2 separate regions of the Homo sapiens genome follow, and region 1 is linked to region 2. A link is a loop called in an ENCODE intact Hi-C map of the cell type or tissue named here. Cell type or tissue: Caco-2. All regions are shown on one strand. Links, peaks and the distances in the headings refer to the core of each region. The heading gives the core; the rest is flanking DNA.

What was found. A loop is a pair of places that touch in the nucleus more often than their neighbours do. Peaks named below come from ENCODE experiments on the same cell type or tissue, not always from the same donor. Only the 100,000 strongest peaks of a DNase experiment are listed, where the experiment ranks them.
Region 1: a loop joins it to region 2, with 16 times the contacts of the local background. A loop is called at or near these places in 13 of 110 quality-filtered maps.

Annotation. Positions count from the first base shown.
Region 1 is chr7:87,935,554-87,943,290 of GRCh38, reverse strand. The region is part of intron 2 of ADAM22 (ADAM metallopeptidase domain 22); the gene reads right to left. Among named protein-coding and RNA genes, the nearest start is that of ADAM22, 5.2 kb to the right of the region's middle. RefSeq lists an enhancer at 7,466-7,737. In Caco-2, for the core only: no CTCF peak of the experiment used is centred there; no DNase peak of the experiment used is centred there.
Region 2 is chr7:88,222,914-88,230,650 of GRCh38, reverse strand. SRI-AS1 (SRI antisense RNA 1) reads right to left here. Exons shown (of 3, transcript NR_120517.1): 3 at 883-895. It also overlaps a transcript of SRI not described here. Among named protein-coding and RNA genes, the nearest start is that of SRI, 6.7 kb to the right of the region's middle. RefSeq lists an enhancer at 3,383-3,677. In Caco-2, for the core only: no CTCF peak of the experiment used is centred there; a DNase peak (open chromatin) is centred at 3,270.

The DNA.
Region 1 (7,737 bases), core at 1,399-6,398, 290 kb after region 2:
TAACTTCAGTTTCCTCATCTTCAAATGGGTATAACAGTATCTACCTCATAATGAGAGATAATGCATGTAAATCACTCAATACAATGCCTGGTACATGACAAAAAAAGTTATATATTATTTATATTTTGTATATATTATATATTTATACTTATATATTATAAATGTTTATATTTATTTAAGTTAATAAATACTAATCCTTATTTTTTCAACTATTTCCCCCAATGTTTGCTTGCAAGTGCTTTTATTATCAAAGTAAACACATTCAACTACATGTTTTCAGAAGCTATCATTTTTTGTTATTATTGATTACATATCTCTTTTACCTGAATGATATCACGTTTGGGACTCTGGTACTGCTAGTTCTATGAAGGCATAAAAGATACTTTGTATTTTTTCTTTTGGAGAAAAATATATGAATATGGATCCCTGCTTAGCAATTAATGTTTCTACCTATGAAACTTTGACCACAAAAAGGCATATACAATTTTGGTGTTGATTGCTGAATACTAATATGTGACTTACGATGAACGAGTGTAACAGAGAGTGTACATATCTACAAACAAATAGGACACGTGTCCTTCAAGAGGTGTTTTTCACCATTTAAATGTCAGATATCCTCACAAATTCCATTTTCATTTTCAAGATAATAAAAATGAAACATTCCTGTTGTGCTCTGCAAGCTTCTTCACTATTGTCTAACTTTAAAATGTATATATTTTTCAGGCACTAAAAGTCATATATAGTTCCAATGGGGTAAATGTAAGAAATCTGACTCCAGCAACATTTAATGGCATCTAAAGAATCGTTGGTGGCCCCCTTCCATAAGACCAGTCTAGCATAGTAGTTAAGCACATAGGCAGTGCGGTGGAGCTGAAGTGCCTAGGTTCAAATCCCCTATCAGCTTTGTGACTTTACAGATAAGTATTACCTGTCACACATGATTTTTTTGAGGACGCAATGAATTAATGTACATCAAGTATTCAGAAGACCATTTGGCACATAAAAGGTAGCCATGTAAGTTACCATATATTTAGCTATTTTAGTATATAACATATATAGTGACACTATTAAAAGTATTTTTCTCTTTTTATCATTTCCTTTTCCTTCCACCTTCTCACCATTCCCCTCAAGGACTCTACCTTTTCTTCTGCTCCATCCCCCAGCCCCACTTTTATGAACATCTATCTTCTTTCCCTTTGGGGCTTATCCATGCTACTTAATGATAAATATGGCCCTATCTAATTAGCCCCACTGGAGTTAGGGAATACTACCGACCTTACAGATTCCTGTTCTCAGTGTGTTGTGAGAAAAAAGCAGGCCTCTCTCCAAGTTCTTCTAAGGGACTCTATTTGTTAAAAACAACAGGAGAACTCTTGGCATTCTTTGCAATATGAGAAAGCAAATAAAAATAGGAACATTTTTTATCAACCTATAAGCTCTTAGAGTCATTCATAGTTAGTTTCCTATGTGTAGCTATACAGAAGTGATGAAAGACTGATTCCTTCTGTGCACCATAACCTCATTAGGTAGAATTTTAAAGATACGAAAAATACATATATATACAAATTGGGATTTCATAGCATAAAAACAAGACTAAGGGAAACTCCTACGATTCTGAATTTTACTTTTTTTTACAATTTAATTGGAAAAGAAGATGGTTGGTAGGAGAATAAAAATTCATTGTGAAATGTCTCCTATTTATAGCAGTAGAACAAAGTTCTGATTGGTGGCAAAAGGTTATCAATATTGAGCCACTTACTTTAACAAATGCACAGTATAAAAAAAAAAAGTTTGTGCTACCCTCGCAAAATACTTCCAAAGTTGTAATTCCTAGGAGCCATTTTCCGCCACGGAAGCAGTACTGCAGACAATTTACCATCAAGCTGACTCAGTGCCCCTCAATGAAACAGCACAATGTAAAGTACAGCTCATCCATGCACAGGAATATGTATAAGTACATCAATAAAAATGGAGCACACCTACTGCTTGCCATCTTGCTGCCATTTGGCATTTTTCCCATTTGTTACTGGTTATCAAAACTATGACAAACTGTAGATCTATGTCCTTGGCACTTTAGTACTTGGGAAGCTATAACACTTCCTAGGGAAAGAGCCAGAGGAAAAAAGTTAGCCCGTCTATTCACTGACAACAAAGGCTTCCAACAAAAAGAAATTTTGCTCCTTGTAGAAATATATAATCACTGGGTAAAAAACAAAGTATTAAAAATGTATGGGGTGAAAACACAACAAAATAAACCACAAAATAACATCCTGGATGTAAATCTGTGACGCTTAGTTGACAAAAAAGAATCATTAAGGTGCTTATTCAAAAAATAGCAATTATGTGTATCAAACAATGAGTAGTATCAAACCATCAATAAGACTCAGTAGGTGATATCTTGCCTACACAGAAGTCCAGGTAAAAGTATAAGTTTTATCCTTTTACCTGCAAACATACAATTCTTTCAGCACAAATAATTTCAAGACAGAAGAAAGGCTCTCAATATTTTGAATATTCTAGGCCTGAATGCTATTTTCCAGGAATGAAATTACTTTAGACTAGGTAAACAACTTTGAAGATAGCAAGGCTACCCACAGTCAAATATAATTACTTTGACTACCATTTCTAGGACTTTGTGGCATAATAAGCTTTCAGTAGTGGGCTGATCCTCCCACTTGTGATAAAAATAAAGTATATGCATTCAAGTAACCATACAGTAAAGAAATCACTTACAATATGTACTTATATCAACAGAATTACTATTTAAAACCAATCAAATTGTCAACATTTAAAAGAACTACAATGAAAATTTCTTCTAAAATTTTTCTGTCCCAATTTGGGGATGAAAATTGAAACAAGGACACATTAAGAGTAAAATTAATGTGGTTTATATCATTGTAGTTCTTGGAAGCTTTCTGAAACATTAAGTAATACATTGCTGATTTCCATACTCTTTTTAACCTTTTAAAAAATTGACATATAATAACTATACATATTTATGGGGTACATAGTGATGTTTTGATGCATACAATGCATACTGATCAGATCAGGGTAATCAGCATATCCATCTTGGTGAATGGCTTGATTTTTTTTTTTTTTTTTTTTTTTTGAGATAAAGACTTGCTCTGTCGCCCAGGCTGGAGTGCAGTGGCACCATCTCTGCTCACTGCAACCTCCGCCTCCCAGGTTCAAGTGATTCTCATGCCTCAGGCTCAGGACTACAGGTGCCCACCACCACACCAGGCTAATTTTTGTACCCTTCATAGAGGCGGGTTTCACCATATTGGTCAGGCTGGTCTCGAATCCTGACCTCAAATGATCCACCTACCTCGGCCTCCCAAAGTGCTGGGATTACAGGTGTGGGCCACCATGCCCAGCCAATGGCTTGCTCTTAACAAGTGAAAAGTAATTCCTGAATTAGGTTAGATAACCTATAAGTTCTCTTCTATCTCTAGGACTATTTGATTCCACTTAGTTAAATATAAATTTGAGTAATTTCTAACATACTTCTGGGACTATGTTAAACTCAGGTAATTAAGGCACCATTTTGCATTCAAGTGATGTCATAAAATATCTAAATAGTACTCAAGCAGCCTGAAGGAGTTAATGTTATTTAACAAAGACTCATATAGTGCTTACTCTATGCCCAGCATTGTTGTAAGTGCATTATAAATATTAACTCATTTATAGTTATTTTCAGTATATTTACTAAGTTCTTATGATTCTTAAAGATTATGTGAACATTTACTAGTGAACTAAAGTACACAGCTACAGTCACGTGCTCTTTGAAATTAAAATTATTCATTCTAACAATTAGGATTATCTGACAATAACATGAATCTGGTCAGTTAACTCTCCTAACTGAAATCCTTTGACTGCCTTCAGGACAAATTCCAAATTCCTCAGCAAGTCATGAAAGTGCCACAGCATCTACTCTTTGCTTTCCTGTTTTATCTTATCTGTCCCTGAAATCTTTACTATTTGCAATTAACAAAAACATACCCTGATTCCCATGTACCTATGTACTTACTGCCTCTTTGGTTGGATATGCTCACCCTTCCTTTTAATGCAGCAATTCCAAACTCACCCTTGAAACACGGCTTCCCCAGAGATCCCACCCTGACTGCTCACCTGGGTTAAGTACTAGCCTTCTCTGCCTCCGCTGGCCTCTGTGATCACCTCCAGAAAATCACAAGGCAAAGTATAACTGTTTATTCACCCACTCATCTTCCACGTCTTTAAGAATTCCTTAAAAGAAAACTGTGTCTTTTATCTCTAAATGCCCACAGTCTTGCATAAAAATTGGTACAGAGTAGGAGCACAAATAAATAAATGCCTTTTAGGCCAGCCGCGGTGGTTCACGCCTGTAATCCCAGCACTTTGGGATGCCAAGGTGGGCGGATCACAAGGTCAGGAGATTGAGACCATCCTGGCTAACATGGTGAAACCCTGTCTCTACTAAAAATACAAAAAATTAGCCAGGTGTGGTGGCACGCGCCTGTAGTCCCAGCTACTTGGGAGGCTGAGGCAGGAGAATCGCTTGAACCAGGGAGGTGGACCTTGCCATGAGTTGAGATTGTGCCGCTGCACTCCATCCAGCCTGGGCAAGAGAGTGAGACTCCATCTCAAAAGAAAAAAATAAATAAAATAAATAAATAAATGCCTTTTAAAGAAACAAATCAACAAATCTATATAAGCTTTTTGAGTTCACAGAAAATCACCCTGATTTTATTTATGAAGTAGAAAGGAAGTTGATAAACATATCTATGGGTGGCCAGGCATGGTGGCTCATGTTTGTAATCCCAGCACTTTGGGTGGCCGAGGTGGGAGGATCACTTGAGGTCAGGAGTTCTAGACCAGCCTGGCCAAAATGGTGAAACCCTGTCTCTACTAAGAATACAAAAATTAGCTGGGCATGGTGGTGGGTGCCTGTAATCCCAGTTATTCAGGTGGCTGAGACAGGAATATCGCTTGAACCCAGGAGGTGGAGGTTGCAATAAGCTGAGATCACGCCATTGCACTCCAGCCTGGGTGACAGAGCAAGACTCCATCTCACAAAAAAAAAAAAAAAAAAAAAAAAAAATCTATGGGTATCTAAAATTAAAATGCCATAAATTAGAACTATTTAAGTATTAGAGAAATAACAAGGGCCATAAAAAATCAACTTATGTTTTTCAATCCAATGATTGCTCTTAGGGAAACTAGAAATGCCAATAGTGCAAGAAAACTCCTCTGTTTCCTAACTGTAGGAAAAGTTGGCCTAAGATAAACAGGTCTTTAAAATTTTGTCAGATTTGGTCCTAGTTGTCAATGATTTCCACCTGTAGTTTAAGCAGCATGGTAAAGTGCAGTGGCTCCCAAGTGATAGAGACATCAACATGTACTATGTGTACCTTACTATGTACACATATCCCAGGCACTGGGATAACGTTTTGTAATAATTACTATAAGATGGTATCATTGCTTTCATTTCTGACTTGAATTAATCATCTATTCATACTTTTAAACCTAAATCCTACCAATTCATTCATACTTCACCAAAAACCAGTCATTCTTCTCTATTGTGATGTTTATTGCTATAGGGAGTAGAAGCTCTATGAACCCAAAATAGCTTTCCACCCCAAGTCAAGACTCCTGTGAATCAAAAAACTGCACAAGTGGTGCTCCATAAATGGGGAGAAAAGGAGGACTGACCTCCTCCACTTTTCAAAAGTGGTGGTCTTTCACCAACACAGAAAAGGCAAGAGGTACCCAAAGACATTTCCAGCATGAGTCAGAGATTCTGTGAGTTTCCAGGTTCAATCCTGTCATTTTCTTTTTCTGTATCTCTTCTTCCCTCAGTCTCTCTTCCTCTCCTAGAAAGTCTTTGTGAATTGTTTTAAAGCACTGGCTACAACAGCAAAATCTTGACTCTGAGCAACTCTACAAGATGAAAGACTCCATGTCTTCACTGAAAAAATTGCAAGGGGAAAAAAAAGAAATAGAGGGGAAAGAACCACACATTAAAAGACCTTTTAGAAAACAGAAAAACAGGCTAGGCCCCCACAACTCACACCTGTAATCCCAGCATTTTGGGAGGCCGAGGCCAGCAGATGATTTGAGCCCAGGAGTTCAAGGCCAGCCTGCGCAACATGGTGAAATCCCATCTTTACAAAAACAAATTTTTAATTAGCCAGATAAGGTGGCACATGCCTGTAATCCAAGCTACTCAGGAAGCTGAGGTGGAAGGATCACTGGGGCCCAAGAGGTCAAGGCTGCTGTGAGCCATAATCGTGCTACTGCACTCCTGTCTGGGTGACAGAGTGAGACCCTGTCACAAAAAATAAATAAATAAACTAATTGCAATCTACAGACATTATCTGGGTCCTGGTCCAGACAAACTTACTTAAATATATACTCTAAATATACTCTCTCTCTCTATATATATATATATAATATATATACACACACATATAAACATTCACACACATACATATACATATATACATACATATTTACGAGAACTGGAAATTTGAAAAACAGGATATTTGATAGTAGTAAGAAATTACTCCTAATTTTTGAAAATACAGTAACATGGTTGCATTTTTAAAAGAATCCTTACTGTTTAGTGGTAAATTCCTATAATTTTTATGAATGAAATGATATGATTTGCTTCAATACAATATAGAGAGGGAAAGGAAATAGAAAAAGAAATACGTAGGGTATAGACAAAACAAGATTGGCCATGAGTTGCTAATTGTTGGAGCTGGGGGTTCATTAATTTATCCTACTCTTTTGTGTTTGAAATTTTTTATAATAAAAGGTTGCAAATGGTGTGAAAATATCCTTCCACAGAAATAATCTTAATTAATTGAAAAATACGATGACATAGGGAAACTATGGCCCCTGCTTCTTCAGTTTTACCATTGAAACGAGTCAAAATGGAAAAGGAAAATAGGCATTTACCAACCATTAATTCACATAAAAGAATCCATCATTAAAAGCTTAACATATTGGGATTTTCTACTAAAATAATCTTTGATGGATATTATGTAGCCCTTTAAGCTAATTTCCCACCTTCTATTAACAAAATGTTAACAGTACCAACTACTTGGCTACAAATACAGATTTAAGTAATATTTTCTATTTTTACATATTTCACACATACAGATAAGTTAGTATAATTATCACATCATCAAGATATATCTTAAAGCACTGATGAATATATTTATACATGTGAAAAGGTTTGGCTTGCCATTGCTTCAGTAAAGTTTACAAAAATTTTCAAGTACATGAACAAGTCCTATCTTAATATGGACTTACAGGTGGGTGAACTGCCTGATCAGCTGATGTGTAGAAATAAAAAAATACACAGCCCCAGAAGTATTTACTTAAATTTGTCAATAAATTCACAGTAATTTTCAGGCATATCTGTGAATGTGTGATCTTGATTTAAATACAGATACAGTGATAAAAACTAGATTTTTAAAAACATAATTTATAAATGCTCAACAAACAGCACAGCCCTAATTAAACCAAGAGAACTGCTACCAATAAAGAAAGTCGGAGGAGGACACCTTTTCTAGAAGGTAGGGGTGAATGGGCATATCTCTGGTGTCCACAAATGTGTGCGAATAGAACCTTAAAGTTCAGCTTGTTTTTACAGTTGGGTTTCTTAAGAACGTCTAGCCTTGTTTTTTTCCAATTTTTTCTTACAGTGTCAACCTTGGGTTAAATCACTTATGAAGTCTCTTTGAG
Region 2 (7,737 bases), core at 1,259-6,258:
TCAAAAACATTCTCCATTTTACTGATTTATATTTTACACGTAGGATATAAACCCACTGTTAGAGATGTTGCAAATATTTTTTCTAGTCTGTCATTTATCTTTTAATTGTGTTAAGGGCAGAACTGTGTTAATGTAACAAATCTTATTTATTTGTTTCAATTAATAGTACTCCTCTTTTAATGTTCAATGTAAAAAATACTACAAATTACACATACGGAATAATAAAGAAAAATTGCACATAAACTCAAAACCCAGTGATAATCTTAACAACTCAGTCTACAATTCAAGTCTATAGAGGAAGATACATGCAATGATGTCATTGCACATAACTGTGTACCTCTCTATGTATGGACCTAAATGCTCTAATATTCTACTGATGATAGGATAAATCAGTTACTAACTTCCTGGGAGGCGATTTGCAATAGCTATCCAGAATTTCTCAAAAACCTTAATCTCAAAAACAGTAAATCTAGTTTTAAGAATATGTCCAAGAAAGCAATTCAAGATGTGAGCAAAATTTAAACTATGATCTTTTTATTTCAGCATTGTGTGTAATAATAAAAATTTAGTTAAAATCTAAATAATTTGGTATTGATTAACTAAAGTGTAAAAGGCTCATATGATTGAATACTCTGCAGCCATAAAAATAGTATGGACAAAGAATATATAATGAAATTAAAATATACTTACATTTTGCAGTATTTATGTTTTAGTCAAATTACTTTCAGTAATAAGCAGTCTTCTGCACCCAGTGAATAGGAGTTTTAATGAGGCATGATGGTGATATTAAAGCTCAAGGGCTTTTCAAAGAAAGCTGAACTGGAAACAGGGACTTTGGACAGTCACAGAGTCACAGGAGGAACATTTAAGCACTTGCGATAGCTGCTTCCAGAACCTGGAAGATAGGAGCATGTGAAGGGCCTAAAGATTATCTTTTGAAATTTTTCCTAAATTACCTTTTGAAATACTTCCTAGATGTGCTTGAAAATCTCTATCCACAGCCTGAAGCCAAGATATATTTCCCTAAGTCACTGAGTTCAAATGACACTTTCTTGCCCTTTAGTGGTGTGCTGGTAAATGTTTAACAAGTAGCTTTCCAAGATGGGGCAGGGTGGGACCTTATATGTACGTATATATGTACGTAAGGTAATTGTAAATTTAACTGACATAAAGGGTGTTGTCTTAGTTCAGGCTGCTATAATAAAATGTCATAAACCAGGTGGCTTATACACAACAGAAATTTATTTCTCAAAGTCTGAAAGCTGCAGAATCCAAGATCAAGGCAGATTCAGTGTCTGGTGAAGACCCGCTTTCTGGTTCATAGATGGCATCTTCTAGCTGTGTCCTCATATGATGAAAGGACAAGGCTGCTCTCTGGGGCACTAGTCCATTCGTGAGAACTCCACTAATTTACATTTCCCTGATGATTAGTGATGTTGAGCATTTTAAACTATACCCATTTGGCCATTTGTATGTCTTCTTTCGAGAAGTGTCTATTCATGTCTTTTGCCTACTTTTTAATGAGATTATTTGTTTTTTTCTTGTTGAATAGTTTGAGTTCCTTGTATATTCTGGATATTAGTCCCATGTTGGATGAATAATTTTTGTAAATATTTTCTCCCATTCAACAAGTTGTCTCATTACTCTGTTGATTGTTTCCTTTGCTGAAAGTTTGACTATAACATGTCATGAAGAAGATTCTCTTGAATTGTATCTATTTGGGGATTTCTGAACTTTTTGTATCTGGATATCTAAATCTGTTGCTAGACTTGGGAAGTTTTCAGCTATTATTTCATTAAATAGGTTTTCTATTCCTTTGGTCCTCTCTTCACCTTCTGGAACACTGAAAACTTGAATATTTGATCACTTTATGGTGTCCCTTATGCTCTGTTCATTCTTTTTATTTTTTTCTTTATTTTTGTCTGACTGGATTATTTCAAAAGATCTGTTTTCAAGTTCTGAAGGTCTTTTTTCTGCTTGATATAATCCATTGTTGAAGCTCTTGAATGTACTTTTTACTTCATTCAATAAAATAAAATCCAGGATTTCTGTTTGGTTACCATGATATCTCTCTTTGGTAAACTTTTCACTCATGTCCCTAATTATTTCCCTGATTTCATTATATTGTTTATTTGGGTCTTCTTATGTCTCACTGAACTTCTCTAGTATCATTATTTTGAATTATTTTTCAAGGATTTTTATAAATTTCTTTCTCATTGAAATCTGTTGCTGGATAATTAGTGTGTTTCTTTGTAGATGTCATATTTCTGGGAAAATATTTCCTTAACTGTTCATGCAATTCACAATGTAAAGGCTGTAGATACAACACACTTTTTAAAATTTTTTTTTTTGAGATGGAGTCTTGCTCTGCCGCCCGGGCTGGAGTGCAGTGGTGCAATCTTGGCTCACTGCAACCTCCGCCTCCCGGGTTCATGCCATTCTCCTGCCTCAGCCTCCCAAGTAGCTGGGACTACAGGCGCCCGCCACCATGCCCAGCTAATTTTTTGTATTTTTAGTAGAGATGGGATTTCACCGTGTTAGCCAGGATGGTCTTGATCTCCTGACCTCGTGATTCGCCCGTCTCGGCTTCCCAAAGTGCTGGGATTACAGGTGTGAGCCACCGTGCCCGGCCACAACACACTTTTAACTTTAAACCTTATTAACATATTCTCCAAAATGCCACCTCCAAATCTAGAGTACACAATTAAAAAAAAAATAAATAAATAAATAAAAATAAATGAGTCTTTTGTTTGTAGTGCAAACTGATTTCCAGGGTGTAAATATTCCCAACATAGTGGAATAAACTACTAACTTTTCGCAAATTCAAACTACTAACATGGTATGACTGAGTCTGGAATTGAGAATTAACATCCAACAGCACAAAATTACATACTACCCATATAGAAAAATCATTAAAAATTGATGCATTTGGAGTATTTATTATCTTGATTTTCAGTAAGTTAAAAAATTTCTAATTATACGATTGGCAGTGTTTAAAAATAGGCTGGAAAAGGCCAGGCACCGTGGCTCACGCCTGTAATCCCAGCACTTTGGGAGGCCGAGGTGGGTGGATCATGAGGTCAGGAGTTCAAGACCAGCCTGGCCAAGATGGTGAAACCCTGTCTCTACTAAAAACACGAAAATTAGCTGGGCGTGGTGGGAAGTGCCTGCAATCCCGGCTATTCAGGAGGCTGAGGCAGAGAATTGCCTGAACTGGGGAGGCAGAGGTCGCAGTGAGCTGAGATTGCGCCACTGCACTCCAGCCTAGGAGACAGGGCGAGACTCTCTCAAAAAAAAAAAAAAAAAGGCTGGAAAAATGCCTGAAAATAGGCTCACTGGCCAGTATGAGCCAGCTCCCACATATGACTGTTCCAACACAAAGCCCTGCAGGTCTTCAGAATTCTCAGACAGAGATAATAATCCTGAAGGAATGTCAAATATTTACCTGTATGTGTGTTTAATACTGTTGTTATTGGTTCCTAGCTGCCTTAGATAGGTCATTCTTTGTAACAATGAAATAAACATATTTCATAGAGGGCCTCTATAGGGCTAATTGGAAATCTGCCTACACTGTTGAGTAATGTTTATAGTTGGTTACTGATTTCCAGAGGTCAAGAGGGCAATGTGATTCATCTGCTATTACAGTTTATACTTCTTGATTCTTCTATTTGGCCACTCTGCAAGAAGGCAATCCTCTAAGGATCACCAGCTTCTACCTATAAGACTTCAACTCAAGATGCAGGCAAGTAAATGATATGTATATAATATTAGACTATTCCATGCAGCTCCAATGTTCTAATTCTACTAATCAGGAATAAGAAAGTTCCTAATCTTTGTAGTTCTACTGATCCATGGGTTTCCAAGCTGAGAATCAATTAATCCAGGTTCCTTTCTCAGCTTTGCCACTGATTTCCCAGCTATGGAAAAGAGGCAAGTAACTACTGAAAAATAATTATATAAAGTAAGAGATATCTTATTTTAATTAAGAAGCTCCCAATTTACATGTAGCTGACTTATATATATGCTTCATGGAATTTTGGCATTCTGGAAATATCTACTGTACCTAGGCACCTAGGACTCAAGAACAGTCATTCTTCCTTCCCCAGAGCTGCAATATGAATAATTGGGAATTTTTCTTCCCAAATTCCCTCCTCTCCCAGCTTATTGAACAGATGGAGATTGTATTATCTTCCCCTCCTCTCTCCACAAGTCTGGCTTCTCTATTTATCTCTGGTTCTGTGTAAACTTTGCGACATCAAGATTGGCTGGATAAAGGGACTGAGATGCGAATGGGGATGGGCAATAACCAAGCCCTAGGTGCTCTTGGGTTCCTACCCTGCTCTACCCCGGCTCCAGGACTGCTTCTCTTTAGGAGAACAATGAAGGCTTTAAAGAACTTTCGAGGGCTTGCCTGAGAACCAGTCATAAAGTGACCTTTATGAAAAAATAGACCTAGGTTGCAAAAATTAGCTTTTAGAATTAACACCCCCATAATATACTAGTCCAATGTTCTTAGGAAGAGTCATCCTAAGAGAACACTGGTGCTGAACACAGGTGATTTTCTACCTGAGCATACAGGTCCAGTATTCAATATTCTGCTTTCTATGTGGTCCCAGACATGGTAATGGTCACAAGTAAAAGATGTAGAGACTTGATAATCAGTACAAGCCTCAGACAAAAACTAATTACAGCCAGTTCTTGCATTCATTTCTTGACCTCCCTTTAGCTACCCCTTTAGCCATGCATATTTACATCTTGTTCATCAAAAAATAATTATCTGCACTAAAATGAACTCTTATCATTGATAGTAATAGCATTACCTAGATGTACATTATTTTAGACAATTGCTTTAAATTTAATATTCTGATTTCTGAAACACATTCTGTTCAGGAAAAGAAAAAACAATGTCTCCAAATTCTTGATCCAATAGAAATTGCATAATCTTAAAAGGAAGAGTCCTGAGAGAATAGCGTGAGGTTGAGAAAAGATCTGAAGTGACAAGATAAGCAATTAATACTGGAATTGCTATTAGTCTGGTAACCTTCAGCAAGTCAGAGTCTCAGTTTCCTCATCTTGTAAAGTAGAAATAATCTAACTGGCATGGCTGGGTAAAGTTTAAGTAGGCCATCAGAAAATACTTTGTAGTCCATAGAGCATTAACTCATCCAGGCCCCTACTCAAAGTACAAAACTGCCCTTTAGCATCACTGACAGCCTCTTCTTGATCACTTCTAGTGATGGGGAACTCATCTTTGGAAGGTCATTTTTGACAGCCCTAATGATAAGAAAGTATATATATAAAGTGTGTGTGTGTTTGTAAAAATACACACATATATTTACATATGTACAATGATATACATACATACACATATATGTATATAGGCATATATATTTAGCCATAATAAATTCCTCCAACATCAGCTTCCTGGTTAATCCTGATCATCAACTCCAGCTCAGAGCTTCATTAAGGGAAGGAACAGGTCAGTGAGAATCTATTCTGTAGGAACAGGAACATGGGAACGTTTGTCACAGAGCTGATGACTGCCCTTGCTGTGTTTTGTTAATAACTGATTTATCTTGCTTATCATGCCTATTCCAGGCAAGTAGAATGAGTTTGCTTTCTCTGAGTTCCAGGGAGGAGGAAGCCAACACAGATGAAAGGGTCCCTGTGCTGTTCAAGAGGGTAGCACTAGCCACACAGCTATTCCATTTTAAATTAAACTAAATTAAAATTTTAGTTCCTCATTTCACAGGCTCAATAGCCATATGTGATTAGTTATTGTGTGGCATAGTTATCAAACATTTCTATTGTAGCAGAAGTTGTTTGAAGAGCTGTGGTTGATGATTCATTACCATCTACAATATGCCAGGGACCAGTTAAACTCTACATGCAAGCACTAAAACATCAATAGTGGAAGTTTTCTATCCCTTGAAAAAATTACATAATAGCATGATTAACTGAGCTCTTACTCCGGACAGTTCAAGAAAAAGGGTGGCTTTTATTCCCAAATGAACATCATAGGCTTCACACTCTTTCCCAACAATCTTAAGAAAGTGGAGATACTATTAATTGGTTACCTATGTTGTTATCAAATGCTCATTTCCACTTACATTTGGAGATCTGAGCTTCTCTCTAAGGCAGAGGTCTTTAAATCATGAGGTGCCACACCCAGATCAGAACTAAACAAAAATTGAAACTTTAAATTGGCAAATGTCATTGCTCATTTCTTCCTAACAAGTGAAGACCTATGGTTAATTCAACTGCAGGTATGGTGAAATAACTACAGTTACTTAGTTAGACACTATTTCTTTCACCACTTATCTGAGCGAAGAAGTCCAGGTTGGATACTATATGTAGAGCTTTATATTAACTTTTCTCCAGGAATAAGAAAGTGTCCACACTGCCGTTTGTCTTGAAAACATAATTAGGGAAGGTGTACCACAAAAGAATGGGATTCTCTCTGAGAGCATGTTTATCTACTGTCACAGCTTTAATTGGGAAGGGTGAAATATCTACATCTGGCTAGGTCTGCTCTTCAAGAGCTGGGGCCAGATATTTGCCATCTCTCAGCCTTGGTCTTTTCTTCTGTAAACAGCAGGATTGGAGTATATGATCAGAAAGGTTTCTGTAATTCCAATGACTTCCCAAAATAACCATGACCTGCATCCTATCTATAAACCTCACATAGTTCTCTCCCTAACCCATGCTGTTGTCACAACCCTCCTACAGTCTTTTTTTTAGGACTTAGTAAATCGTTCTGACAAATAACTGTATTCTACCCATAGGCTTTATCTTACAGTCAGCAAATCATTTGCTAAAGTGCTAAACTGCCAGAGTCATAAGCCCGCATTCTGGAGGGGCTTCCAGCAGTGGTTGGTAAACTACTGCCCAAAGGCCAAATCTGACCCACCTCCTATTTCTGTACATCCAAGAGCTCAGAATAATATTTACATTTTTAAATGGTTGGAAAAATAAAATTAAGCATAATATTTCATGTCATATGAAATTCAAATTTCAGTGTCTATAAATAAAGTTGCATTGGAACCCAGCGACATCCATTCATTTATCTATTGTCTATGGATACTTGTGGCCTACACAGCAGAGTTGAGTGGTATTTGGCCATACCACTATGACTACATAGTCTACATACCACTATGTATGTAGACTCTCTCATACAGAGACTGTATGGCCCACAGGCCTAAAATATTTACTACCTGGCCCTTTACCTGCCCCTGGGTGTAGAGCACAGACTCTAGAGTCAGATGGCTTGGCAGCATAGCTCAGCTCTGTTCTGTTCCTTCCCCTTCCTCAAAACTGTATAATAGGAATGACAATAGTACCTATCCCATGGGTTTTTATTAAGATTAAGCAAATAAGTAAAATGCGATGAGGATCTGGCATATTTTTATTATTATATATATGTCTGATGGTATTATAAGTTGCCACAATTTTTTCCAGCAAACTAAAGTATTAGCAGCTGACCAATTTGTTAGCAATAATTGTAAGAATTGAATTTGCAACACTCCATTAAAATTCAATTCTTTGTCAGATGAGTAGGTAGCGAAAATTTTCTCCCATTTTGTAGGTTGCCTGTTCACTCTGATGGTAGTTTCTTTTGCTGTGCAGAAGCTCTTTAGTTTAATTAGATCCCATTTGTCAATTTTGTCTTTTGTTGCCATTGCTTTTGGTGTTTTGGACATGAAGTCCTTGCCCATGCCTATGTCCTGAATGGTAATG